Linked DNA regions of Homo sapiens: region 2 is linked to region 1. Evidence: chromatin loops called from intact Hi-C (ENCODE). Cell type or tissue: heart right ventricle. All regions are shown on one strand. Each heading gives the region's core, and the rest is flanking DNA. Links, peaks and the distances in the headings are about the cores only. Region 1 overlaps LINC00970 (long intergenic non-protein coding RNA 970). Region 2 overlaps LINC00970 (long intergenic non-protein coding RNA 970).

Region 1 (15,429 bases), core at 5,050-13,049:
CAAGTCTTCTCATAAGCAACCAGCTCCCCATAGGAATCCAACATTTTCCATAATCTCTTCCATTTTTTATTATATCTTTGAGGTGTTACTTAGCTGAACAAGAAAAGCAGTTTTGCTTATGACTGGGTCTTCGCTTAGATTGAAATAGGGAATCCTCATTGTTTTATCTTGACACCAAGGGCTTAAGGATCTTAGGCCCTTGCAGACTATAAAAATGTCACTAGGAAATTAAAATCTTAAAGATAAAAATAGTGGCATAGTTTTATTTATTTTTCCATTCTATAAATACTTATTGAACATGTAAAATGAGCCAGGTGCTTGACAGGGAATAAGGAATACAATAATATACAATGGTAAAATGGTCCTTCCCTTTAGACTTACAATCTGGTGAATGAGACATAGAGAGATGGAAAAATTTGAAGTACTATTAATATTAATCAGTATAGAGCAGGATGCAGTCACATGAATGGTAGGGGAGATAGACTGTTTAAGACATGGGGATAACATGTGCAAAGGATCAGACATAAAAATGTGCAAAGAACACTACAAAGACTAAAAGGAAAACAATGTTGTATGGCTAAACATGAAATAAAACCTGAAATATGGCAAGACATAAAACTGGATATTTTTTTCTGGTGGGAGATTTAACATGCTCCAGGCCTCAGTTTTCTCATTTTCAAAACAAGAAAGGTTGGGAGGCCAAGGCAGGTGGATCACTTGGTCAAGAGTTTGAGACTAGCTTGGCCAACATGGTGAAACTCCATCTCTATTAAAAATATAAAAATTATCCAGGCGTGGTGGTGTATGCCTGTAATCCTAGTTACCTGGGATGCTGAGGCAAGAGAATTGCTTGAACCTGGGAGGTAGAGGTTGCAGTGAGCCAAGATTGTGCCACTGCACTCTAGCCTGGGCGGCAGAGCGAGACTCCATCTCAAAAAAAAAAACAAAAAACAACCAAGAAACATGTTAACTGTGTACATAAAATACCTTCCAGCTTAAGTTAAGTGACATTAGCTTCCCTACAACCACGAATGAATACCCTGAGGACCCTCATCCTCACTGCCTATTAGAGGGGCAGCTGTTTTTCATGAATGAATCTGCAGGAATAGTACCATCTGATTCAGTGTTTTCTTTGTGAGACATTCTCTGAGAATAGACTTTTTTCCAACAAGACACATAATTTCCATATCAATAAATGCATTTCAGTTCCTTAAGGAGAAAGGCTTTTTTCCTAAAAAAAGACCAAGATGTCCAAAGGGATGACAAAAGTTGAGTAGTTCTGTCTTATGTGGCCAGCGAGGGCAAAGAGCAAAATAGAAAAAGTGCCATCAGTAAGATTCAGAGCAAGCCCACTTAATACAATGCCATCTGTCCAGTGGTTGATCAATAACACAGACCTAAAAGAGGAGAGCTGGGTCTATACTGGCCTTCAGCATTATCTCCTTGCACTGTTTTCAAGGAATTAAGGAGCTTCTTTGTCCCTTAACTCTTCAACCATCTAAGATATGAATAATCATAATATACTTTACTTTCTGAAGCATTTTGTGGATCAGGAAGTCCTTTTATATGAATTATCCTACTCAAGCCTCATGAGAACCCAGTGAACTAAGATTTCTTATCCCTTTTGTACAATGGGAAATCTTTGGTTCAGAATAAGTAACTCACCATGAGCCTCTCATTGGTCAATGGAGCTTTACAAACCAAAGACTCTTTGGATTTGCTCTGTTGCCAAAGAAAACTCTGAAGACCGGTTGGTGTGAAGGTTCTTGCCAAAAAATTTAAAATAAAAATGAAAATTTAACACATCTGACTTTTCTTTTCTGTTTGTTCCTCATACATTAAATATGATATTTAACCAATTATCTCAACTGCCTCTCAACTGCAGAAAGTTAACCTTTATATGGAATGTATTTTAATATTTTATCAATCCAGACCTAGCACCAAAAGATGATTTTATAAATTATTTCATCTACTACATCCTTATTTTCCTTCCACAAGATGGAAATTAGCATATTAATCACTGCTAACATTTTTTGAGGATTTATTATTTAAAGGCACTATACTAAGTGCTTTTACATGGATTATCTTGTTTTATCCTTAAAACAGCCTCATGAGGCTGAATATTTATTATGCCCATCTTCTTTTTTTTAGACAGAGTCTCACTCTGTCTCCCAGGCTGGAGTGCAGTAGTGTGATCTCGGTTCACCGCAACTTCTGCCTCCTGGGTTCAAGCGATTCTTGTGCCTCAGCCTCCCGAGTAGCTGGTATTACAGGCACCCGCCACCATGCCCGGCTAATTTTTGTATTTTAGTAGAGACGAAGTTTCAAAATGTTGGCCAGGCTGGTCTCAAACTCCTGACCTCAGGTGATCCACCCACCTCGGCCTCCCAAAGTGCTGGGATTACAGGTGTGAGCCACCACGCCTGGCCTGTGCCCGTCTTCTAGATGAAGAATATGAGGTCTTAAATGAGTTAAGAGATGCTCAAGTTTTCATAGCTAACGAAGAGGTGGGGCCAAAATTCAAACCAAGACACTTCATTGCCAAACAGTGTCTGTGCTCTTAAAGTCCGATGCCTCCCTACCCCAAGACTCCCTCCGACAAGCAGCAGGGTTCCATAAAAAATAAAGGCAGTCTGTGCAATCCATGCAATCTCAAGGTTATGTGTGCAATTACTGATGGGGGTATAGGCATAGAACATCACACACTTCCTACCTTTCAGCTAGGATGACAATTTCAGTCTACTTCACAGGGATTTAGAGTACCATTGAAACTGCTTCTGAAGATACGCACTCTTCATATTCAGAGGGAGCCCCAGCCCCACTGTGTTACTTTACCAGTGAGAGAGAGGGAACAGCAAGTACCTTCCAGGAGCCTGGCAACTGGCCAGCCTGTGATCAAGACCCTAGATTGGCAAGATTTAAAAGTGCAATCAGTCAACATGGGGGGAGGGAAAAAGCTAAGTGGTCCATATAGGAATCAAATGCACGAATCTGGCTTCATTAATATGCCTCATTAATTAATCAAACAAACTCATCAAAACTGCATTCAAGTTTATGGGCAAATCGAGTTTATGGGCAAAAAGGCAAAGTCACCTTGCAAGTCTTATAAAAGAGAAGTGCTGTTCATTTGCTCATTTTATTATATTGTTTTTCAAACATCATATCAAATTGCCCCTGGTGTTGAAAGGAGGCCTTGCCTGGAATGCTGGTGGCCCAGGAGGCAACCCTGGAAGGAGCCTGCCCTGACACTCCTGATCCCAGCCCCTCCCTCAGCACCCACTGCTGGGGCAGTTGCCAACAGCACTGTAAATCCTGGGGGCTCTCAAAAGAAGAGAGACAGGAAGATTTTTGACATGATTCTGAAAAAACTATGATCCGGTTTGATAGATTTTAATTTCAGTTTAACATGGACCCCAGTTTTAGATGATCTTATTACATGTGCTCTTTTCAAAACATAAAAGTTAAAAATGAACCTTTAAAAAATCCCACCATCATTTTCACAAATAGCTTGCAGCAATTTGGTTATTGTTTTCCACCTCCAAAGGGCACAAAGCAATTACTCAGAGGGATAATTACAGGGATAGAAGGCATTGAGGAGCTGAGCCTTCCACCTCCAAATTCCGTCTCTGCTGGAAACTAAGCAATTGGCTCATAATTGCCAAACTCAACTAATGGGCATGAGAAGCCCAATGTCATTCATGTTGGGTATAAATGCTGAAGACATTAATAGCATAAAAAGTAAAATCTGATTTTTATTCACGTACTTGTGTTTTAAAGATACCATAAACCATTCACTGACTTATTAGGGAGGAGGGACATAATCCATTAGAAAATAGAGAACAGAGCTTTGATATCATAAAAGCACCATTCTTCCTGTAAGGTTTGAAACTTGAGTCAAAATCCCAGCTGCTGATCTCACTTTGTGCTAGTAGCAACAACCCTCTGAGCCTCGGAGTTCCCATCTGTGAATCCCAGCCATAAGATGATGTTGTTGTGAGGATGACATAAGAAAACATAAGGAGATGTGCCCAGCACGTAGTAGGGCTCCACAATCATCTTTTGAACCTGAATCTGAATAATGTAGGTTGCTCACTTACAGGGATGAAAGGGATGAAATCTAGGCCACTAAATCACAATATGACATGCAGAAAAAATAAACTTGACTAGGTAAACTTTGATGTCCCACTATTGAAAAGATCACAAGGCATTTATTGGTTTTAAAAAGAGAAATAACACATACATTACTCTGTGTGTGTGTGTGTGTGTGTGTGTGTGTATATATATATATGTATATATATATATAAATATAATAAGACCCAGACAAATGTTCTGGAAAGTCCAAGCTCCCCTTATATATACAGTATACAAGGAAAATCTGTAAGAATTCCAGAATGATTTAACGGAATTATCTCAGAAAATCAAAACATCTAATATACCCAGCAATCATTTCAACATGACTTCAGGGTCCAAACACCAAAAAACTGTGTCTCAGCCCAATGCTAAAATCTAGTCCTGCTTTGTTTTATGTGCTTGAAGAAAAGATGTGTAGTATGAATCTCTATACAACAACTGATATTTTGTCTGTTGTTACTGGGGAGTTTCTTCCTTAAAGTGACACTATGGTAAACCTTTTTGTGGAAATGATTATCCCTTATTTTATCTTTCGTGTAAATGTGGGTCTTCCAGAACCTCATCTGCTCCTGACTGCTCACAATTATCCCTCAGGAACTCAGGAACCCTGAGAATGGAGAAGGAATCAACATGAACCATAACTCAGGATAGTATCTTTGGGAAGAGTCTGGCTCTCAGGATCTTACAGACTCAGGTTTGAGTTCTGTCTCTGACATGCACAAGCTGCATAAAATTGGATAAGTGACTTAGGCAACATCTTCTTCAGCTGTAAAATGGGTATAATAATCATCTAGACCTAATAGTTTATAATTTAGATTCGATGAGACTATACCTGGGAAACCCTGAGAATAATAAGTGTCAGTAAGTGTTAGCTGTTGCCATCATCCTCATCTTGGCCAATAGACACTGAGAGATCACCTCACATTAGCACTTAATCCATGTAACCCTTTTGCTCTTCACACGGCCTCCAATATTTATAGTCCATATCAAGCCCATTGAGGAGTGTAGCTTTCAGACCCAGTCCTATAACACTATCTACTTAGAGAAAAGTGAGAAAAAGAAGGGGAAAAGCTACATGACCTTCTCTTCCTTCTCCCGTGACATCTAAAGTGTCCATAAAAGTCACAACAGATAATAAAAAGTACATGTTGATTGACAAGTTCCTTGAATTTCACTGATTTCTACAAACCCAGAAATCAAGAAACCACGTTTCCTGTAGAAAACACTCATTCCACAAAGATGTCACAGGTACCAGAGAAAAGCAGAGAGCAAGGGAATTAATTAATTAGTTTCAGTTAGGCACCAATCAAATAATACCATTATCTTCCTACCTAATAGCCTGGGACTTAATCACGAGCTACTACTGACCATAAATATTCATATTGGCATTTGAATTTCACATAACTGACCTTTTATGTGAAGAAGTCAAGCTTGATCAAGACTGTAGGATACTAATGACATGCAGTGGAAGAGGACACATGAAAAAATATTGACAGAACCTTCCCACAAAATACGAAACCAGCACAGAAAAGATTTAAAGGAGGTAAAATAATACCTGATACTGGACTGAGCTGGCACCATAGAGTCTCTCCTCTCCTCAGCTCCTACCACACTCCACTGAAGGTAGGATTTAAAAAAAGAAAATTCTTGTACCTTCAAATCTTTTAGTCAGTTACCTTTGTTGATGATAGGGCCGATGATGGTTAGCTTGGCCTATGGGCTTCCTGCACTGTCTGCTGCTCTCTTTTGGATTTGGAAATCTAATTTGAGTCTCAGGAAGCCCTTATGAGGACCAGGGCAGAGCCAAAAGTGAGAAAGTAGGGAAGGCTGGAAGGTCAAAGGAGAGATGAGGAGACCTTTGGGGGAGGTGTCCTCCCAGGGTGTCCAGTACCTGGCAGGAAGGTGGCAGAGGAGGCTGGACACTGCTCATTCTTTCATACATAAAAGGGGCTTTTATTAACTATCTCTGTGTAAAAACTATTCCAGACACTGTGGAAGTAAAGATGAACAAGACCTGGCCCCCATCCTTAAGGTTATCATTATGTATAGGGGAAACCAATCACACACACAAACATGCATCACTTTTATACAATGGGGTTTCATGTGACAAGTGCTAAATGTGAGATGTGAACAATGTCTAAGCGATTCCGGAGGAAAGAATGCCTTAAGGGTATTGGGGGTGGTCAGGAAGGTGTCTCCAGGAAGATCATATTGTGGTCTAAAGGAGCATGAGTTTGCAAAAGTACAAGTTGAGGTGAGAGTACAGGAAGAGGATAAGTACTCCAGGTGGAAGCACCAGCATAAGCCCAGGGCTGGAGATAAGAGGCAATCCTGTGAGGATTAGTGCCCCTGAAGAGTGAAGTGGGAAAGACATGTGGAGGGGAAATGCAGGGAGATGTCTGCAGGCCAGATCACAAGTAACTAAGGGTGCCCTTCCTAGTGTCTGTATATAGGACAGAATTTCTCCCCAAGAATGCATTTGGCCAGAATGTCTCTTGTGCTCTAATATCTCTCAGGAACATGAGAATTTGAATGGGGAGGAGAAGGAGGAGGAATGCCCCACAATTAGGGCTTCAATAAAGTGACATGTAGTTACAAACAGGAAGAGAAAATATGGCATTTGCTCTTTCAGTTGATTTTGATCTGAAGTCTTAACACTGTCTTAAGTGAATACTATGCCCTCTAATTTTCTGAAATTGCAAGGTAAATGTTTAAGATGAAAAACAGGGAGTTAGTCCTTTTTTTATTTTTTTCTGAGCTTAACCTTAAGAGTGAAAAAGAGTCTGCCTTCACATCACACCCGCGCAGATCTCTGGATTCATAGGATGAGCAGGGCTGCTGTACTAATCACATTTTCTTATTGCAGGATGCAGAGCTACATAATAACTGGTGAGTAACTTCACATTGAGGAGTTAGGTTTCAGAGCTGGCTCTTAGGGATCTGGGATAAAAGCAACTCATAGTCCTTCACAGGGTCTCCAGTTACTGGGAATGGGCAAACCTTGCTGAAAAAGAGGAAGGAGGTATGTGGGTGTCAACCGGTTTGCAGCTCTGAAGCCACTGGATTTCTCAGCTCCTGCTTTTCTTCTTCCTCCTCCACCTCTTCCTGCCCTTGCTTCTCCTCCATGAACCCAAGCCCCTGCCCCATCACATGGCTAAAGAAGCAGCTACAAAATAGGGACAAATTATCATTAAATTAGCGAGGGAAAAATTGTACATTTGTCTGTTCTAGTGAAATTTTCCCCAAAGGGCTCAAAAAGATCTGGCAAGTGCTCCCTTCCTGCCGCAAATAGGTGGGAGTGTGTGGCAGTTCCACGTCTACCACATACTAAGCACTTACTACAAGGCTCTAGGCATTGTTAATGCTTTAAATAGATGTCTCAGTTTAACCATCTCTTCAACCCTACAGTACTATTGTGACCATTTTATGGATGAGAAAATGGAGGTACAGAAAAGTTAGGGGCTTCCCCAGAGCTCACAGCTAGAAATTGGTGGAGCCAATATTTAAATCTTGGCAGTCTGTCACTAGAACCCTGGACATCTACCACTGTATTATAAAGCCTCCCAGACTCCCAGAAATATGCCCATGAAATCTCCTAGATGCTGAAAATGGACCAAATCTCACCAACGCCTTTTGAAGGCAAATTATTCAAATGGATAAATGTGGATTACTATATCTTTAGGGTTTTTATTAAAACTTGCTTGACTGTGTATAAAATATTCAAGACACATATGAAAGGTAAGAACAAGTGGCCATGTATGTGGTATGTTTATTCTTCCTACACACCAGTGCTCCAGCTCTGAATATCTGAGCTACTGGACCATTGTCCACTTTGACCTTGAACAATAGGGAGATCCTTCTAGCCATGATTGTTCTTGAATCACCAAACTCCTCCTTCTGCCCTTGCATAATGTGCCCTGCCCTGCTGACAATGAATGCCCTGATGTACTAAGTCACAACACTGAATATTCCTCTGTCCTCATTTTTTTCAGCAAACAGGATGAATATCAGCTCCAGCAGAATGCCCACAAGGTTGTATGAAATTTAGCGAGAGAAAATTCTAAAGTAAATGCTGCAGAATTCTATTATACAGCACTGTTTCCAGAGTGCTCAGCATGTCACATTGCCCTGTAGAGCTGGGAATGCAGAAACAAAGGCCTCCAGTGTTATTTCCATTTGTAAGAAGACTGAATTAACGTTGCTAGGGAAACAAAACCTCAGTTTCCTATTCAATTTACTTTCAGCTTATGTGTCACACCTCTTGCAGCCTCGGTGAAACACAATAAAGGAAGAGAACTACAGTTCTTTTATTAAAAGCTCTTAGCGCACATATTTCCCAGGTAAAGATAATCCACAGGAGGATAGATTTGGGCAAATTTCATCATAAAAGTGATTCAACTCCACTAGATTTCGCTATATGGTGGGGGGAAGATTACATAAAAAGATGCCTGTGTGCATTGCTCACTGTACCTAGGAACACCTGACTCAGGAATTGCATTTGTCTCAATTTTCAGTGGTCACAGTTACAGCCTAAAAGTCTTGGAACTTGTGTATAACTTATAATGTATATATAACTTGTGTATAAGTTATAATGTTTATAATGTGTATAAGTTATAATGTGTGTATAACAATCAAAGAGAGAGAAAATTGGAAGAAATGCAGTAATGAATGGGGTCAGAATGGTGGATAGAGGGTAGGAAAGCAGGAAAAGAAGAAAGAAAATGGTAGAATCAGCTCAGTAGTTAGTAATGGACCACAAGACTTTCAAGAGGGAGCTGATCAATTGATTCTGATGTTGTAAAACATATAGGAGAAATGGGTTACGGCTAACGCAAACCAAACCAAATATCAAGGATGATCTGGAGAGAGGATATGGATCACACTTGGATGAGGCTGTGTCTGCACAAGCATGGGCTCCTCCTTCCTTTGCCGAAATATGCCGCCATCTTAAGAGCTAAAACCAACAAGCTTTCTGCTGACTGCTCAGATGTTAGTGTCTGCACACTTCCAGGGATTTGTCAAATCCTAGTCTTAATTCATCGTCAGTCCCCAGGGTTCATGAAGTGGTCCATGTTTTCCAAATCTCAGTTCAAACATCATTTCCCAAGGACATCTACCCCAACACTGCAGACTAGATTCAATCCATGCTACGCATTCTCAAAACGTGGCTATCATTTTCTCCAATTTACTCACAGTTAGAAGTTACGTATTTCTGTGATTTTATTTATCTTTCTCCTTTATTAGACTATAAGCTCCTTGAATATAAGAAGTGTGCTTGTTTCTGCTTAGCATTGTGTCCTCAGTTCCTACCCAGAATCTGGCACATAGTAGAGTCTCAGCTAATATTTGTTCAATGAATGAATGAATGTGTACTAATCAGTTATGACTAAAAGGTAAACAAATCACCCCATGATGACTAATGATACCAAGCCTTCAAAGGCCAGCAGGAAGTCACAGAATCACAAGTCAACTTCTGACTGAGCTCCTTTCCTAGGGAAGCACACACTCCCAGACAGAAGTAGACCATATAAAATTTGGATCCATCGTGAATGTTTAATTGCAGCCTTATTTTCCACATACAATGTCAGTATTTGGCTTGCCTTGTATGACCATGGGAGGCTTTCAGAATTAGTTTCTGAATAACTTCTTAAGGTTGTTTGTTATATTGACTTCAGCCAAAGATCATTGGTATTTCCTGAGACCGGAAAGATTTGGGCCTTGTGCGTAAACAACATCTTGGATCAGGCACGGAAATTTCAACAGTACTTGGCAATTTCCTAGCAGCTTACAACTGCTGATCCCGCCAACACAGGGAGTTTAGATGCAGTTTCCTCGTCCTTCTAGTTTCTATAAATGTCCTTCCTGCAGAAAGCAAGTGGCCAGAGGCACAGAGAATAGTGATGTACTCAAGTTCTCCTTCTGCGGCAGAATTAAGAATTAAATCTAGCTCCAGTGAGGAAGCAGCAGACCATGCATTCAAGACCAGTTACATAAATGGTTTGAGTCACATTATTTTTTTATCAAAAACTGTTTTATTCATTTGTACTATTCCATTTGTAATATCTAGGTAAGTGGGAGATGGGAATGTGTCAAGAAACAAAGGCTCTGGGGGGTACCACAGAATGCCCATGAGTAAATCTGTAAGACTCCACTGAGTAAATCTTTAAGACTCCACTGATAACTGTTCCTTTCATCAATATCAGGAAAAAGGTCACCAAGAAAGACATGGCTCTGAGGGATCCAGAAGCCACTGGATCTTCCCAAAATGAGAATTTCCTCAGAAAGAAGCAGAAAGAGGCCCAGATTTGAGTCAGAGGGATCCAGATATGAATACTGGTTTTGTCACTGAGCTATGTGACCTTGGGCAAGTTACTTCACCTTTCTGAGCCTCAGTTTCCTTATTTTAAAAGCAGAATAATAATATCTGCCTTCCATCACTGTTTCAAAATTAGAACTAGCTTGAAGAGAGACTCCAGACTGCTATCTGGCTTGTAATAAGTTCAACTGTCATTTCACTGGCCATCTCCAAATTGCCCTCACCACTTCTCCATTTTTCTTTGTTATCATTCTGGACCATGCCGGGTATCCTTTATTCATGCTACTGTTTTTCATGTAGTTTGCTGAACTTAGAAGTGTCATTTTCTTGGCTTTAATATCTATGATAGTAATGACTTGAATTACCTATTAATTGTATTTTGTGGTCTCATGACACGAGAGAGAGCAAAAGCGAAAGTGAGAGAGCTAGAGAGAAAGAAAGAGAGCAAGTAAGGGCAAGCAAAGTCCAGAGACAGCTACATAAACCATATTTGATTATGTGCATCTGTCAGAAGTAGGCCAGACCCATGGGATGATCAGGAATAAGTGCAGCTGGAACAGAACCTAGATATCTTTCTTCTGGTCCCTCGTCACATTCACTCCCACTTCTCTTTCACTCCCCGCTCCATCACTCCAGATTTGGTCCCTCTTCTTTATGATCCCAGCCTTCCACCACGACAACTTTAATGAACTTTGGTCCTGGTCCTCATGCCTGTCATCATCTTCTGTCTAGTCGAGAGTGGTTCTCATGTGCTCTCTGGCTCTGTCCAGGCCCAGCATGTCCCTTCTCAATTGAGCCCACTTTGGCTTCCAGTGTCTGTCCTTTCCACCTCTCCTCAATAGGTTTCCTAAATCCACCACTGACTCAATGTAGTTCAGGGCCACTGTTCCTACTGCCTCTAGTTTTGTCTCCTGACTAGCTCATTCTTCCTTTCCATTTCCTCGAGCCAGGAGGGCCAGAAAAGTCTCTTGTTAATGATGTTTGCACACTGCAGGGTTGATCGCCACATGCCACCACAGACCTGACCAAATGTGAACTTGACTTAGATCTTGCATGGGCTATGCAGGTATTAAAATCCGGGCTCCTGCCATCAAGCAGCTTACATATGATTGGCAGATAACACAGACATGTTAACGATATAAAGAAAAAACAGCCACAAAAAGTCTCATTTGAATTTGAATAATGTTCTCAGTAGATCATTATTTATCTGAGAGAGAAGGCACCAAAAGAATCCAACAAAAAAAATGGCCTAACTGGATTATTTTTATGATTACTTAATTTCAAATTTATACTAATATAATGAGTAAAATATGATTTGCTAAAGTACAATGCATAGGGAAAACAGAATCTGCTGAACTAAGAGTGACCTGTCAGTGATTCCATAAAGACCAACTTGCATAACAGAGACTGGATGACACAGAATTTAAGGTACAACTGCAAGGATATTGTAACAATCTTGATGGCGATCAATAAGTTGATGATTCTTTATTGTTTATATATCTCAAAAATAGCAACTACTTTAAAGCACTGAATTTCAAGTATACACACACAGAGCTACACATACACATAACATGCTAAGTCATCTTTTGTCAATCATTGTACTTTTTAGAGTTATATATTTCAAACTTCAAAAATATTAGGTAAAACTCACATTGTTAACATTTGGATAATGGCATTTTCAATGAACAAATAAGGGCTATTGATCAACAAAAAAAGCATATGATTTAAATAACTGAATTGCAAAATTGAGAAAGCACATCAACTTTGCATATTAAGGATATGTAGGAAAACGTATTCATAAAGTATCTGCATCTGTTTCAAAGGGGAATGCTTAATTAGAATGCAATGACCTCAATTGATCACCCAGTTTAAATGGTTCAGGATTGTGTCCTAACTAAAAGCCGCCATGGTAACTAAAAGTGAAGTCAAACAGCTGCTCACTCTGTTGCCTAACTTTGTTCACCTAGTTAAAAGTTTTCATGCTAGATAATATATTTCCCACATTTTGTACTTATTTTTAGTTTCTAGGAAAAAATGTAGAGGCATTCTGGCTTTTTTCCTGGTACAAGTCATAGTCCATTTGTCATTATGGTTACAGATAAGAAACATCCAAAACAACAAACAAACAAACAAACGAAACCAGATAAGAAACATCCCAGATATTTCTATGTAAGTCTAGACATCTAGGTGTGCTGAAAGACACTTCAAATTTGAACATTTCCTCCCACAATGTTTGGTCTATGTGCATTAAAATCCAGTTGAGCAAATCTTTATCTCAAAGCCTGCTATTTGGAGAATCTGACCTGAAACAAACATCTATATATTTTTTCATAATTGGGGGAATCCCAATATGAGTGAGAGATAAAATCTTATTTACAAGAACAGACATTATCACCCTTTACTTCCTGTCAGCTAGAGTGTGAGCTCATGCCTCTGAAATTTGAAGGAATGACCCGGAGGTTCAGGGTCAGAGTTACAAAGTTGAGACCCCAGTAGTGAGATCACAAAGGACGCATGGTGACAATGCCAACCAGCAGTGATCTAAGAGGGTAACTCCTATGGCATATCTTTGACTATGCTTCATTTCCTTTGGCTTCCATCTATGCCTAGTCTATTATCCTTCAAATGGAGGTATGGGATATTATTCCTATAAATTTATATTCCACTTAAGTTAACCAGATTAATTTCTGTTTTATTCACTAATAGAATCTTGACTCCCACAAAAATACTAGTAGAAGTTATTGCAATTTACAGAGCTATAGGATAATGAAAGAGGAATGGACAAAACAATACATGGAATTTGTTATGTAGCTTATTTGCTGACAAAGGCAGTGAAAATATAGCTAGCATTAAGGGATGGGAATACTGATGCTCTTGGCACAGATTGATAGCATGACTAATGAAATTGTGACCTGTGATTTGATGATATTAGGGAATTTGTGTTCAATATGTTAGGTATAGTCATGGTATTGTGTTCATGGAAGAAAATATTATTGCTTTAAATATGCATATTTCCATATTTGCAATGAAAAGCCATTTTGTCTATAAATAAATTTGACAATATATTTGTAAACATTAAACATAAGTGGTGTATGTACATATTTTATTTATGCTATTTTCTCTAGTTTTTATGTGGCTGAAAATGTTTAAAATAGAGATTCTGAAAATTATTACTTGTGATTACCTGAGACGATCACAAACCAGTTGGAAGGAGGGGAAACAAGTATCCATTGCCATAGAACAGTAAAAAGTGTCTAAAGAATTGAAGGATGAAGTCAAATGACAATATTATAACCCTAAATTATTAGTTAAAATTATAAACAATTATAGGGACTAATATAATTTTGTAAAATTGCCTCTAATCTCTTATAGCTACTTAGCTAAAATAAATGAATAATAAGCACTAAGTTCTACCATGCACATTGTTGAATTACATCCATTGAGTTCACAGATTTCCCAGGCCTTTTTCTGAAAATGTGGACACTGACAGAGAACACATGAAATGCCCAAAATTGGAATGGAGCACTAATGGGGGGTTTTGGAGGACTTGGAAAATCAAGAACCTACAGCTTCCATTTAGTTTCCTCTCTCAATGGAAGTAGCTTCTCCCTTGTCTCAAATAATTACCCCTGCCTTTCCCGAGGACCCTGCAACTCTCTAGTCTGTAGAAGTTAATTTATAATTGGAAGCTATTTCTCTTCATGGCTCATTACCCCACCCTTCACTTTCTCCAGAATCCTAACTAGAATCAGATTCCCAGTGTGCCCCAAATCTGAGAAGATAAAATCTATGTTACAATAATTGCAAAAATTGTGTAAGTTATATTAGGAAAGACATGGTTTATATATGTGCTAATTTCTGGATTCTGAGAGTGTTTGACTAAGAAAGGCATTGCAATTTAATTAACTGAATTTATTAATATAGGTGCAGTAAACAGATTTTTAAAGTTAATACACTAGTTCAAGCTGCTGGATCTTATTTTTTCTTTTCTTTTTTATTATTTATTTATTTATTTTTTTTACTTTAAGTTCTGGAATACATGTGCAGAATGTGCAGGTTTGTTACATGGATATACATGTGCCATGGTGGTTTACTGCACCCATCAACCCATCATCTAGGTTTTCAGCCCTGCATACATTAGGTGTTTGTCCTAATGCGGTCCCTACCCTTGCCCTCCACCCCCCAACAGGCCCCAGTGTGTGACGTTCCCCTCCCTGTGTCCATGTGTTATCATTGTTCAACTCCCACTTATGAGTGAGAACATGCAGTGTTTGGTTTTCTGTACTTGTGTTAGTTTACTGAGAATGATGGCTTCCAGCTTCATCCATGTCCCTACAAAGGACATGAACTCATTCTTTTTTTATGGCTGCATAGTATTCCATGGTGTATATCTGCCACATTTTCTTAATCCAGTCTATCATTGATGGGCATTTGGTTTGGTTTCTTTCCTAACTGACTCAATTCTACATTCAACATTGGCCACAGGAAATAAAGTTGATATTTCATAAATTTCTTGGAATGTTATTAAGAAAGTTATCCAGAGAGACTTTGAAAGACTGTTGAAGTGAATTTTATCATCCACTGACCCTCATACCCAACTATGACCAGTCCTCAAAATACTCCCATTACTAAAGCCTTAAAAAATATATTGGTGAAGGGAAACCCAGCGTCTTTATAAAGTGTCCAAGTTGTTCTCTGTAGGTGAGAGATGCTGAGGTTGAAATGAGCTCAGTGATTTCAACACGGATTGAAAGACTCAGGGTGGAACTTCACCACCAGATATAAGGTGTATATTATTACCAAAATAGATTGCTTGGGTCAGTATGGTAATTAGAATGATCTCACTCAACAGCCACAGTTCTCAAACCATATACTAAGATGCCCAGGGCTCTGCAGCAAAGTCACAGAAGTGGCCCAATATCTCGTAAATGTCAAAGGAAAACACAGTGAAATATACTGCATGTACTACTAGCTCAAGATAG
Region 2 (15,429 bases), core at 2,756-10,755, 52 kb after region 1:
CAGGTGCAGTGCCACATGCCTGTAATCCCAAAACTTAGGGAAGGTGAGGCAAGAGGATCACTTAAGGCCAGGAGTTCAAGACCACACTGGGCAACATAGTAAGACTCCATCTCCACCAAAAAGCAAAACAAAACAAAAATCATAATTGAAGTCATGCTAAAGAGCTATGAACATTTCACCCAGGTATAGCTGCTTCTCAAGCCAAGGAGAAGAGGGTGTTTGTTCCTTAATTTCCTTGCATGAATTCTCACTGAGAAAGGGAGGTACTCACTGAGGTACTCACACAGGTACTTAGAAAAAAAGAAGCAATGAGGGCAAAGCATGAAAACTGGAGATCCTGGAAATGTATCGGATCCAAGTCCCTAGGCTTAAAAGCCGTCAACAATATTATCAAAATAATTTTGGTATCCCCGAGAGTAGGCTTTTAGGTAGCGCAAACACACACACACACACACACACACACACACACACACACACACACACACACACACGTCAATCTGTAATTACTTTGGATATTTTCATTAATATTTGATTTTCTGAATAATAATTTTAAAATCTAATACTTCTTTTGTTATTTTCTTAAATATTTTAATTCTTTTAATTTTTTTCTTTTTTTTTTTTCAGAGACAGAATCTCACTCTGTCACCCAGGCTGAAGTGCAGTGGTGCGATTATAGCTCACTGCAGCCTCGAACTCTCGGGCTCAAGCAATCCTTCCGTGTCAGCCTCCCAAGTAGCTAAGACTACACATGCATGCCGCCATGCCTGGCTAAGAAATCGTATTTCTTAGGCATTTTACTTCAACTTACAAATTTTGTTATTCTAGTTATGAATCTAGAAAACTTGAGCACCATTTTTAAGAAAGAAATTTGTTGATTAAATACTCATGAACATTAAAATGTATCAATCAATTTAATCTATTTTATTTGCTCTGTAAGACTTAATTATCTGACTAATAGAATCTTACCGAATATTTAGTAGCTTTTATAAATATAATAAATAAGACTCAAAACAATGGTGAATCTTATATTCTCTTAGCATTACCATGTTGTTTCTATACATAGTTAATTCCCCTCCTACTTTTCATATTAAAAAATTACACATCTCAATCAACCATTCAGTTTAAATTAGAATCATTAGTCTTAGCTGCTGGTGTTTCAACTATCTATTGCTATGAAACAAACTGCCCCAGAATTTGGTGGCTTAGAATAACCATCATCTTACTTCTTCCTAGAGTCTGTGGGTTGACTGGGCTTGATTGGGCAGTTCTCACTCAGTTGTAATCATGCAGGACCTGGGGCTGGCACCACCTGGAGGCTTGACTGGAGTGTGCTGGGACAGCTGGGCCTCTCTCTCACCAAGCAGCCCCAAGTGTCCCTTCTCCAAGTGGCATCTCCATATGGACTCTCCAGCAGGACAGCCAGACTACTTACACGATGCCACATAACTTTCAAAAGTGAGAGTTCCACAGTAGACACTGGGGACTACAAGAGGGGAGAGAGAGGGACGGGGGGAAGGGCTGAAAAATTGCCTGTCAGGTACTATGTTCACTACCTGGGTGACAAGTTCAGTCATACTCCAAGCCTCAGCGCCACACAATATACCCTTGTGTAGCAAACCTGCACATGTACCCCCTGAATCTAAAATAAAAGTTGAAGATGAGAGAGAGAGACCCAACGGAGAAAAAGGAGAAGCTACCAGTCCTCTTAAAGTTTAGGCCTAGAACTGGCACAGAGCCACTTCCACCCCCTTCTATTGGCTAACATGAATATAGACCAGCCCAAATTCAATGAGGGGACTGAACAAGAGTGTAAATATTGGGAAGTGTGGTTCATTGGATGACTCTCCTTAAAGACTAGTTACCACAGTTAGATAATCCAGTATGCCAAAATTTCTGAAAGCTTACAAATATCATAAATACCAAAAACATATATATATAGGTATTTGTGATATTTTATTTATAAATTATATATAATATATATTATATATAAAGTTCTTGTGACAAGGACTGCTGTTGCTCACCAATATCTGTGTTCTCTTCTTCCCAGGCACACAGCAATACCACATTTTCCAGTCTCCCTTGAAGTTAGGTGTGGCCATGTCAATGAGTTTTGGTCAGTGGAATATGTGTGGAAGTGTCATGCCTCGCTCCCAGGCCTGGTCTATCTGAGTGCCCTACTAGATTTAGTATCCATCATTGATTGTTGCCTGAAGTAGTATTCACTATGATGGTTGCAAAATGATGGATTTTCAACTCTGACATTCTCTCCACACTTACTAGTCAGTACTTGGCTTTACTATAGGCAAGAGCCCTCGCTTCTCACCCATTTATGTGTTTGTTTATCTATTGATTAACAATATGAGCTCATTGCTGTTCTTAATTCTTTTGGTGTTTAAATTGTCTCAGACTTTGGTGAATGAGAGCCCCTTTTTGATGGATGTTGTATCTTTTTTTCTTTCTTTTTAAAGAACTTTCCTACTTTCTAACATAAAAAAATACTCCAGACTTATTCTCTACCTACCCTGTCCCAGATCTAGAATTTTCCCTTTCTCCAAGAAGCTCTGATTCCTTTCATGGGCAAATGCTATTTAGAAACCAAGGTCTAGATGCTAGCTGGGCTCATTGCTATTGGGGTGTTTTTGCTTTTAGGAGACAAAGTTAGGAAATACATGAATTTTTATACACACACATACACATGCAAATATATGTACATGAAAAGTGCACATATATACACACACATACATTTACACAAACAATCTACACAGATTAGAAATCACAAGTTTGCACAGATAACATTAAATGCAATCCATCCCCTGTGGGGATGGATTTCCCTACACCATTTCATATATATCCATTCACCACAATGAATACCTGGGTCCCAACAAGATATGTGCATTTATTCATTTGCTTAATCCTATAATACATCTAAAGTAGTTTCAGAATTTCCTTGTTCATACAACCACAAAAAGAAAGCCTACTCAAAAAAGTTCAGGGTTTGTTTGCCGCTTTCCTCCTCCTAAGACTTAGGGTATGTAGTCAAATATCATGTTCTTAAGGTTCTTAAGTTAGCCAGCTTGCTCCCATTTTTCATTCTGTGTGGTTATGCAATTCATTCAAAATATCTTAGGGTTCATATGTTTTCATTGGTTTTCAGCATTAGGTTCTTTTCTCCTCCCATCCTTGTTGATTTAATTACATGTTTTTTAAAGAGGTAGAACATACACATGCGTCTAAAAAACAAAACTGTACAGAAAGATGTTCTTAGAAAGTGCCACTCTCTTCCATGTCCCTTCCTCTGCATTTCCCTTCCAACACCATCTGTAGGTAGCTAACTTGATTGTCTTCTGGTTTATTCTCCCTGTGTTTCTTTTTGTAAAGATAAATATATGCATATGTTTTTAAAATTTCTTCTTTCTTACACAAAGGGCAATATAACATATATATATACTCTTTTACATATATATATGCTTTATATATATACTTTGCTTTTTTTAACTTCACATATCTTTTGGAAATCACTCCATATCAATTCATAGAGACCTTTCTCATTGTTTTCATAATTATATAGCACTATACTATGTGAATGCACCATAGTTTACTCAACTAACCTCCTATGCTTGTACATTTAGGTAATACACAAAACATTTTCAGTATAAATAATGCTGTAATAAACTTTTGCATTTTTTTAATGTTAAGGCATATCTTTAAGGTAGACTCTAGGGTCAAAGGGTAAATGCATCAACAAAGTCACCTCCATAAATGTTGTACCATTTTACATTTTTATCAGCAATGCATAAAAATGCCTGCTTCCCCAGCCTACTAACACAGTGTATTGTCAAGCTTATAAATTTTTGCCAGTCTTGACAGGTAGAAAATAGTATCTCATCCTCCAGTTTCATCCATGTTGTTGTAATTGGTATTATACTCCATGAAATAAGCCAGATACAGAAAGAATAAGACTGCATGATCTCACATGTGAAATCTGAAAAAAAAAAAAAGTCAAATACATAGAAACAGAGTAGAACAGTGGTTACCAGGGATGGGGAGAAGGAAGAAATGGGGAGATGTAGGAAAAAGGGTGCAAACTTGTCACTGTGTAAGATAAGTCTGGAGATCTACTGTATAGCAGGAGGACTACAGTTATTAATATTGTATTATATATTCAAGATTTGCCAAGAGAATGGATTTTAAGTGTGCTTACCACAAAAAAAAATCTGTTAAATTGCTTACCTATAATAATCATTTCACCATGGATATTTACATCAAACATTACATTGCACACCTTAAATTTATGTAATAAAATATATTATATAAATATGTACATATATAAATACATATAATGATAATGCATTAAAAGGAAAATAGTATCTCATCTATATATGTTGTATAATTTTTCTTAGAGCAAAAAGACACAACTAACAAAAGAAACGGGAATATGACCTCAGTGATCTGAGGTTTACAAGCAAACTAGAAAACTCTCAACTCAAAAAGAGTGATTATCAACCAGTGATTTCAGCTGAGGAGTGAATTCTAGAACTGCCCATATCCAGAGCAATGCCTCTTTGCAAGCCTTGCTGAGTCCTATTTATAATGCACTCTGCCAATTGGAGATCTAATCCATTTGCCTCAAATGGGGTTGTTTACACAACTAGACTCCCAAATTTCTGTCTACGTCTTTATTTAATTATTTAATAATCAATTTCAACCTTATTGCCTGATTAAGGTGGGAAAATATTCCATATGCCAGCTCAGGTAGATTTGCCACTCAATTGACTCAATTAATATATTGATCACTTAACTTTATTAGAATTCTTTGCATATGCCTCTTCTCTAGCAGGACATATTTTATATAGGTATGTAAATGGCTAACTGTATTTGTATCTATTTCATACCTATATCTGGTTCTACACTTATAGCTTCTAAGGTCATTCTATATAAGACTCCAGCCTATCTTTCAAGTCTTTTCCCCCACTTCTTCCACAGAGTCAACACTCTAGATCATGGATTTTCAATGGCTTTTATAGTAGAAAATTGTTTCAAATGAAATTCAATATGTATAAAAGATATATACAAAGAAAGGGTAAATTAGGGTATGGTCACTTGCTGCACAAAAGATTTCAAAACAATATTCTTTTATTTCAAATATCAAAAAATTCTTGAGAAAAGAAACACTTTCATATTCCTACAGAACTTAGCGTGGTAAGTCTAGTTATTTTGTATCATACTGTAAATTTTTTTCAACTCTCTATGATTTGTATCCACAGATTTCAAGATTCTTGAATGCAGAAACTGTGTGTGTGTGTGTGTGTGTGTGTGTGTGTGTGTGTGTGTCATGAAATAGTGACAGAATCCCCAAACAGAAGTCTCCCTAGGCAGGGCTCCTATTACTGCTTACCTTGGCTCCCCTTCCACTGCCAGCATGCTGAACCAATAGGATTACAGTGAGAATCCTATCCTGGAATAAATATCCTCTTAGGCTCACAACTCTATCTCCCCTTCTCATCTTTCTCAGCAAGTTACATAGTTCCAACCTTTCTACAGAACTTCAGCTTCCCCAGTCTGGTGAAGTGCTCAGCTAGTTTTTGCTGAGAGGTGCTGGTCTCATAGGTGACATGCTAATTAATTAATTAAGCAAATAAGATCCACTGAATGAATAGGCAAATGAATGAAGACCAAAGCTGCTCTTTCTAGACCTTCTGTCACCTTTGTTTCCCACACCACCAATCTGGACAAGGACAGTCCAAGTCTTATTTTTGTTTATTTTAGTGTACGGTCTTAGAGGCTTTGACCATATAGTCTATGTCACGCCTTCAGCATGGTCAAAATTCAGCCGATAATGGTGATGTTTGTTTCATTTCCAATATAGCACCCACATCCTGCAGATGCTATTTACTCTTCTAAGCAGCATCCTGAAACACTGAAGATGCTGTAGCAGATGCTCCGTGTGTAGCTTCACCTAACTGCGCCAGAGTTTCAGCTTTCACATTGGAAATAAAAGTATGCACAAGGATGGTAGGTGGGAGCGAGGCCCAGTGGGGGAAGGAGACAGAGGCAGGGAGAAGGAAGGATGTTGGCCTCGGCCTCGCTTTGAGGAGATACAGGGCTTTACAAGAGCTCACTGACATAGAGAATTGAGCTAAATGTTGCCAAAACTAGGCTGCCTGCAAATGCCAAATAATAGGAATCCTTTATCAGGAACACTAGGAACCTTTTCAGGAGAGAATCATAAAGAATTCCGGGAAGTGCATATTCAAAGCCTGTTTCCTAGGCAGCTGAAGCCACCCACCTTCTCTTGCACAAATGGAGCCAAATTCAGTTCTCAAATGTGCCGTTTGCCTGGGCTTTCAAAACAATCCTAGGAGTTCAGCTGGTTTCTTTTGCTTGCTGAAAGAAGCCTGTAAGAGAAGGGTTTAATGCTGCTCTCTATCTGGCCATTGGAAATCCTTTCATTCCCAGCCCATCCTGCCTCCCAAGCACCCTACATCAGCCTCAGTCCTATCTTTGCAGTAGCCTTGAGCTGAGTTGTCACTGTAGTCACTGTGGAAATGCAACAGAGCAGTTAATCTTCTTGCAGTTCTTTGAAGTCTTGGGGAGGAACAGAACAAATCATCTATTGCCGTCTTGCTGTCTTCTGGGGCCCTGCAGATAGCTTTAAAATTTGGCTTTAGTTGGAATATGGGACTGGGACACAGATCTTGGGGAGAAAATAAGAGTTTGTTTAAATAAATTATAGTACAACTATGTGATAAAATATTACATAGCCATTAAGAAACATGTATAAGAGTACCTAATTATATAGGGGAAAGTTCAGGATAATGTATTAAATGGGGGAAAAAAAGCAAGTTTCAAAAGAGAATGGTCTGAGGAAAGTGAAAATGTGTGTATCTAGAAAGAAAAAACCACCAAATTTCAATTGTGGCTACATCTGGGTATAGAACTGTGGATAGTTTTTAATTCCCTCTTTTCCTTTCCTTTCAAATTTTCTATGAGGAACACATATTAAATTTTAATCATAGAAACGATATTAATATAGAATAAAACAAAAATAATAAAGGAAATATAATGTACAAATTAGGCAAAAGTCATGCCAGGTTATGACCAGAGAATTTTCCCTCGCATCACTAAGTCATTTCTCTTCCTTCCCCTTCTAGCACCTGTAGTCTCGTCTTTACAAGTCAACATTGTTTTGTACATCGTCCTACATCTCTGATAGCTCACTGAAAGCATGTTCTGTTTCCCCAGGACTGCCTTTTATTTTTCTCTTGCACACAAACCCCCACCTTCAATGACTAAGTGTAGAGCTATACACACGGCAGGTATAAGGTTGAATGGTAAATTTAACAAAGCCAGAGTCACTATGAGAAGGAAAGGAATGTTAAGAGGTGCTGGGAAAGGGGTGAGTCAAGTGGCCTAAATGAAGGTGATAGAGAGATAAAGAGACAGATAGATAGATAGATATAGACAGATAGATAGATAGATAGATAGATAGACAGACAGACAGATAGATAGATAAGCAATTTTTCATCCCGATGCTTTATATTCCCTAGAAGGAAGGTGACGGGATCTTCTGAACAATGTTTTTATCTGAAAAAATTATCCCTCTCTCTCAAACACACACACACACACACACACACACACACACACACACACACAGTCTGTTTCACATTAAGATCTGTAGCCCCCAGCATAGAACTTGGTGGTGCTCAATAACTACTCCCTGATGAACAAAAAACAAATGCCCACTCTCCATTGCATGGTGCCACCCCTTACATCACAGACCCTCTTTCAGATTAGGGAACACACTAAGCAGGCAGACTAAAGCATCTATGCAATCATGAAGTTCAGAGCCTCCACTAGGAGAAAGGAGTTCATCAGAAGTTTATGCAGCCAGGGAGGAGAGAACAGGCTACTCGAATAAAAAGCATTCCAAGGTCTCATGGCTTCCCAGAAGGCCTGGCAAAGAGCACTGGTAAGTGTACAACCAAACCCAGTCCTGTCCTGCTAGGACTGGAATGCCTTGCAGGGTAGGGATCCTGAGAAAGGTTAAGAGCAAGCCTTGGCAAATTGACAGTCCACAGCCAGATGGGTTTTCGCTTTGGCTTTGTTTGACTTGACTTTGAGTGTGCAGTGTTTTATAAACACTTCATTTTAAATATCTGATTTTCAGTGGTGCAGGTGTGCTCCAGTTCACCCTATCCCACATCCTCCCAGTCTTCCTCCTAGCAGTTTCTCCAATTTACATTACCCGACAGCTTTTGGGTTTATAACCTGTGCTTGGAATGAAGCCATGGTGAACAATGCCTCTACTACTGGAGGGAAGAAAATAAAAATATTAATTATAGTAGCAAACGTCCAGTAAGTGCTTACAGTGTGCCAGATACCATCCTAAGGGCTTTATATGCAGGTATCATCTAACCTTCAACACAGGCTGACACTGTTGGGATTCTGTTCAGGTCCCTTTAGACCCTACTTAAGAGTTCTGTGTATTCCTCTCCAGTAAATATGTGCTTATGTGTTTAAATAGGGGACTTACAACTCTTTCCAGTGGATTGACTCAGGGCTACTGGGGCCTAGTAATTTACATTCTCCCCATCCCTTCCCAGCAATGATAATTGGCCGCAGGATTACTTATACTCAAAGCTCCCCCACAGGATCAGGCTGGGACTTCATTACAAAACACATGTGCCCGACTACTTCCCTTCTCCTGTCATACCTGATTATTTTCATCCTACATATGAGGAAAGTGAAGCCCAAATTAATTTGCCTCAATGTACAAAATGGCAAGTTGCAGAGCCCAGGGCTATCTTCAGAGGGATTTTTAAAGGTGTGTTAAAACACAAGATGAAAGAAATTAATGTGAAAAAGAACACAAGGCCTAGACTCTTCCTTTTGACACAGGATACCTAGATCATTCATACAGTAGTAGTGATAGCTTGTTATGTTGTGTCTGTCTGCCTCTCCTTCATCTCTTTGTCCTTCCCTTCATCCCATCTAAGGACTCTTCTTTTGGAAAAACTGTGGCCATAGAAAAGGGTTTCGTTGAGGAATGAGGTATTTTCCTTGTGTAAACAGGCTGACGTACACATTGATAGAAGCCAGTGATTGTAGATACCTCGGTCTACACAGCCAACAGTTGATCCACCATGTCACCATATTGACAAAGCACTGTACAGCTTAGCTAGCTGTTTTTGTATTGTTGCCATATATTTGAACCAAATTGCATAAACGCTGAGTCATATGTTCATACATTCAAAAGATATTTATTGAGATCTACTCTATACAAAGCACTGTGTTAAGATGGGATACAGTTACAAACCAGACAGACCTTTGCAAAGTTAGTCCATGGAGAGGTTATTCCTTGGGAAAACGCCATAAGTACATGTGAAGTAGAGACACTCACCTTTTTCATGCTCTGTGGTAACAGCAAGACAAGGTCCTCCTCAGGCTGCGCTGCAGGTCTGTCCTCTGAGGACCCTCAGGCTCCATGCTTTTTCTTTATTTAAATTTAAATTCTTTTTCTTTTTATACTGAGTCAGGGTCTCACTATGTTGCCCAGGCTGCTCTTCAACTCCTGGCCTCAGGCAATCCTCCTGCCTCAGCCTCCCAAAGTGCTAGGATTACAGGTGTGAGTCACTGCACCTGGCCTCCATGCTTTAATATTCTCAAAAGGCCACACAAAACACAACTGAGGTCAAACCACAACCATGTTCCTTTGCATCTTCCTTAAGTTAGTGACTTATTTTCTATGTTGACACTGGGACCTTATCATTGTAGTAGGTACAGGTATGATTCAGATGATTAGCTAAATTCCTAAAAGACAAAGACTCCACTAAGAGGTCACCAAAGGCTGAGTGCAGTGGCCCATGCCTGTAATGCCAGCATTCTGGGAGGCTGAGGCAGGAGAATTGCTTGAGCCCAGGAGTCTGAGACCAGCCTGGGCAACATAGTGAGACCGTGTCTCTGCAAAAATATTTTTTTAAATTAGCCAGGCACAGTGGCACCTGCCTATAGTCCTAGCTACTTGGGAGGCTGAGGTGGGAGTCCTAGCCACTTGAGCCTAGGAGTTTGTTACTGCAGTGAGCTATAATCGCACCTGTGACTCCAGCCTGGGAGAAAGAACAAAACCCTATCTAAAAAAAAAACAAAAGAAGATCACCAAAAGAAGTCACGATAAAACTGAAAAAAATAATATGGTTTCTCCTGTGTTTACAGTTTACTGAAGGTATCTTGAGTCCTTTTTTTCCTCTTTCTAAGAACAATGATACATCTTGGATCCTTCATAGTTATCTTTTTCACTGATGTTTTAAACACAAGTACAATACAATCTAATAATAATAATATTGAAAATCTGTTACTGTCTTCAAGATACTTTTTACTGTGACATGCATTCTTATTTAAACAGTAATTACTTACAAATAATAAATTACATAATTTAATTTTTTCAATTTACTCTATATAAATATAGTAAGGAAGATATTATTGTCATGACCTTACAGGTGAGACAATTGAAGTTTAGAACTTTTAAGTTATATATCCAAAGTCATATGGTCTTATTTGTTTCTGCTATGCAAAGCCAGTGACTGATAATTTTATTTGAATGGAAATTTTAATTTGCTTTCACTTTTCTTACTTTCATATGTATCCCAGAAGGTATTTCCATCCAATGTCTACGTCTATTTTATTCTGCCTCAATTAAAAGAAAAATCAAAGAAGATCTACTTTGTTTTGTATTTTTGTTCTCTTAGTATATAAGATTATCTTGAAATCTGGTTATAAGGACTATAACATTTTAATACTCTCCACTCTCCTTCTATAATTAGACAATTATAGAAAATAGCCCTTTGTTCCTGTTTCATTGGTCAGTAAACTATTTTAATAATTAATTGATTTTGCGCTTTAGTTGCATTAGTTACAATATAATGTTGAACAAATTTTACGGCCAAAGTATCTGGTGGGCAATTTAGGTCAGTCTGTTTACTACTACTACTAATGATGATGATGATGATGAAACATGAGCTTGTAAGCTCTATAGTTGCAAAAAGTGCCGCTATTTAGTGTTATGAATTGAAGTGCAGTGCCTGGCACAAAGTAGGCGTGACCTCAAGGGTATCAAAATCCGGAGTGAAAAAGGTAAACAATGAAAGAAGTGAAGAAGGCTGGCACAGAAAACCAAAGGAACTGTAAGTGAAATTAGCTAAAAAGGCTTGGTTGAGATAAAGGTTAAAATTACTGGCCTTTGAAAGAGAAATCCTACACTTTGGCTTCAAAACTTCACAGCCTTTCCCTTTTTTTAATGCCTCTCTGCTGTATCAGATCATCTCCTTGCTTATGACAACTTGAGTGACAACAATGGAGAAGTCCTAGGTGGTGTGCTAATATCTAGTTGGCTTTATGCCAGCCTTTAAATAACCCCTTCCCTATAGGATTATATTGCTGTTGATAAATGGAATTAAGTTAGGATAGAAGTGGAAATTGTTAATGGATGTAAAGGAGATCTGCAGAGGAGATCTCCCCAGTTCAAGGCTAGGTATCTTTCTTTCACAGCAACAACAAAATCAGTTATTGGTGACGTTTATAGAAACCCAGTCAATGAAACATGGGGCTTGGTGCTTCATAAGTTTTTTGTTTGTTTGTTTGTTTGTTTGCTTGTTTTTGCAGTAGCCCTCTGAGGTTCTTACAAAAACCATGAACTCTCTCCAAAAGAAAAAAAAAGACATGCTTTTATATACACCCATCCTTGTTTTCAATTTTTCTTCTGGCTCTCCTACTCCCTGATGGAACCATGGACATTGGATCTATGGACCTAGAGTAAGAATTTCTGTCTGGATAGTTTATAATGCCTCTTCTAGATCTAATATTCTATTTGTCTATGAGTTGATACAGTTGTATTCAGATTCCAAGTTTTTTTGTTGTTGGTTTGTTTTTTGTTTTTTTAAACATGATCTTGCTCTGTCACCCAGGCTGGAGTGCTGTGATACAATCTTAGCTCCCTGCAGCCTCAACCTCCCGGGCTCAAGAGATCCTTCTATCTCATCCTCCCAAGTAGCTGGGACTACAGGCATGTACCACCATACCCGGCTAATTTTTGTGTTTTTTTGTAGAGATGAGGTTTTGCCATGAAGCCCAGCCTGGTCTCAAACTCCTAGACTCAAGCAATCTGCCTGTCTTGGCCTCCCAAAATGCTGGGATTACAGGCATGAGCCACCACGCCTGGCCCAACACTGCCAAATTTTATCCACATTATCTGGGTTAAGTTTCTCAACCTCTCCAAGCTCCTGGCTCTTCATTGTAATTGTGAGGATTAAATGAAGTCATGTGTATAAAAAGGCTTACCTCCTCCCCTTTGTCTCTGTAGTAGGCCAAATGATGCTCCCCTTCCCAAAGATGTCCACACCAATCCCTGGGTCTTATAAATATGTTAAATTGTGTGGCAAAAGGGACTTTGCAGGTATAATGAAGGTTACAGATCTTACGACAGGGAGATGATCCTGGATTATCTGGTGGGCCCAGTCTAATTACATAAGTCCTTGAAAGCAGAGAAATTTTTCCAGCTGGAGTCAGAGAGAAGTGGCAAAAGAAGCAGCGGGAGAAATGAGGCAGAGGAGAGGGCAGGGAGATGTGGAGCGTGGGGATGCAACCAGCATTGCTGACTTTGAGGATGGATAAAAGGAGCCACAATCCAGAGAAGGCAGGTGGCCTCGATGCTGAGAATGACTCAGCCAATAGACAGCAAGGAAACAGAGACCTCAGTCCTACAACTGCAAAAACCTGGATTCTGCCAGCAACCGGAGTGAGCCTGGAAGTGGATTCTCCTACATAGCCTTCAGTAAGGAAAGCAGCTCTGCTGACATCTCAATTTTGGTATGGTGAAACCCTGGGCAGGACTCAGCCAAATCACCGAGACTTTTGATTTACAGAACTGTGAGACAATTAATGTGTGTTGTTTTAAACTGTGTTTTTGGTCATTTGTTATGCCAGCAATAGAAAAAAAATACCCCTACATTTCCCTATTCTCATGACAACCTACTCTCCCAAGGATGGATCGGTTAGTTCCCCCATAAAGTGAATTTCAGCTGAGATGTTGCTGTGCCCAGGTTTTTTGTTGTGATTTTTTTTTAACCTCAAATTATATTTGCTCTTCTACTTATAAGTGAAAGAAACTTTAGGCAGCAACAATCAGAAAGGAGAAGGTGTTTTGAAAAGATGATGTCTTTTTCCTGGCGTTTCTAAAGTTATACCATAGCAGAAGCTGCAAGTCCAGTTGATCTTTTCACAAGTAAGCCTCTGTGTGTTGGTCAGCACCCTGTCCTTCCTACCAAAACAACACCCTTCTTTGTTTAAACCTCCGACTCTCAATTAACTTTTCTCATCAGCCCTACGTAGCCCCCACACCTGGGCTAATTAAGGGATTTCTCTGGGGACATGGACTCAGAATTCTGCTTGGTTTCCATATATAAAGGATAGCTCTCAGGAAGCCAGGTGGATAACTGGAGGAAGACACACAGAACCTCCAGTAAATATTCTGCTGTGATGGAATCCGGAGTTGCCTTGCAATTCCTTCAAACATCGTCATTGCTGAGAGCTGAGAGCTGAGAGCTGATGCGGCATAGGATTTTATCAAGTTGCTCCTTTGAAGACAGTGAGCCCCTGTTTTTCAACCTGCCTGTATGGTCAATAGGCTATACTGTTCCATCCATTTCCACAGGAAACCGGGTGATATGATTTGGCTCTGTGTCCCCACCCAAATCTCATCTTGAATTGTAATCCCTATAATCCTCATATGTTGAGGGTAGAACCCAATGGGAGGTTATTCGACCATGGGAGTGGTTTCCCCCATGCTGTTCTCATAATAGTGGGTTAGTTCTCACAAGATCTAATGGTTTTATAAGGGGCTCTTCCTGCTTCACTCCTCACTCTTCTCTCACCTGCCGTCTTGTGAAGAAGGTGCCTGCTTCCCCTTCCGTAAATTTCCTGAGGCCGCCTCAGCCATGTGGAACTGTGAGTCCATTAAACCTCTTTTCTTTACAAATTACCCAGTCTCAGGTAGTATCTTTACAGCTGTGTGAAAATGAATACACCAGGTGACTTGGCTTGGACCCATGGGGCATCATATCTGGGGAAGCAGATATCTGATGCACCTGGTCTGGATGGTCCCACACATTACAATAGCCAAGATATGAATGAGTAGACACCAAGTGGAATAAGCTCCTGAGTCTGAGCGGAGGCCCTAGGGCTCATCAGAAAATATGATCACAGGGTCATGGGGTGGCATCATGTCACTGACCAAATCTGTACCAGCATTTTGAAGCAACACAGGAAAGAGAAGCTTGAATCTTTCCAGCTTCTGTAGCTGTTGTCAAAGGGACTTGATGCAAAGCACAGGACAGCATTTTTACTATGTGCATTTCAGAAGATTTTCCAAATAACAGAACTGAAACTTCTCTGTCTCACGCTCAGGAGATTGGCCTGGCTTTTCCTTTTGGCTGAATTTCCACTGGCCTCTTTGATCTCCGGTTGTTCAATATGCCCTCGTGCTCTGCATTTCCAGGCTCACCATAGCTTTCTCTCATCTTTCTTCTTCCTGTCACAGCCAAGCTTTAGATTGTCTGGATTATAAATCCCAACTCATTAGATGGCCTATCAAAGATAGGAATTTGCCTTTCATTACAGTGTCCTGTATTATTTTTTATTGTTTACTCTGTAAAAATGTATATCCAGATATGTGAATGTTGTGGACATAGCTATTTGTCTAAGGTTTTGAATCAGGACCATGGAAGCAGAAGGATCCTCAGGATAGAGAGAGAACAGGAAACAAAGTTTGGAATAAAAAATTATGGATTTAAATCCCTGACCACTCCACAGTAGCCTTGAATAACTATGAAATTTCTCTTTGCTCATCTTTTTGACTATAAAATAGGAGTAATTAGACCGATTTATTGTGAAGACTCATTGGAAATCCATGTTCTTACAACAGCCTCCAAGCCTTCTGGCTCTCTCACCCCACCTCCTCTCTATCTTATCTTCTACCTCTCTCTCCTTGTGCTCCTCCTGCTCCAGTCACACTGTCCTGTTAGATATTCCTCAAATATACCCAGAACTGTCTCCCAAGGACATATGCACTCTCTCCCCTCTCCTTGGAAAGCTCTGTCCTCAGATAACCACATGGTTTTCTCTCCCATGTCCTTGGGTTAGCTGCTCAAGTCAGAGACCTACCCTCATCACCTATATTATTTAGAGCAATATCACACTGCCACTTCTACACCTCCCAACCCTGGTACTTCATAGCCCTCTTGAGTACTTTATGTTTGTCCACTGCTCTTATCACCACCTGACATATTACTTATTTATTTTGCATATTGCTCTCCATTAAGAGTTGAGTTTGACTGTTTGTTCACTGTTGTATCTGTTGCAATTCTATGAAGCATGTTT

The links. A loop is a pair of places that touch in the nucleus more often than their neighbours do. Peaks named below come from ENCODE experiments on the same cell type or tissue, not always from the same donor. Only the 100,000 strongest peaks of a DNase experiment are listed, where the experiment ranks them.
Region 2: a loop joins it to region 1, with 2.6 times the contacts of the local background. A loop is called at or near these places in 5 of 110 quality-filtered maps.

Annotation. Positions count from the first base shown.
Region 1 is chr1:168,911,048-168,926,476 of GRCh38, forward strand. All of the region lies in intron 3 of LINC00970 (long intergenic non-protein coding RNA 970), which reads right to left. Among named protein-coding and RNA genes, the nearest start is that of LINC00626, 130 kb to the left of the region's middle. RefSeq lists an enhancer at 10,789-10,958. In heart right ventricle, for the core only: no CTCF peak of the experiment used is centred there; a DNase peak (open chromatin) is centred at 9,918; H3K27ac peaks cover 2,126 bases.
Region 2 is chr1:168,965,094-168,980,522 of GRCh38, forward strand. All of the region lies in intron 3 of LINC00970 (long intergenic non-protein coding RNA 970), which reads right to left. Among named protein-coding and RNA genes, the nearest start is that of LINC00970, 110 kb to the right of the region's middle. In heart right ventricle, for the core only: no CTCF peak of the experiment used is centred there; no DNase peak of the experiment used is centred there.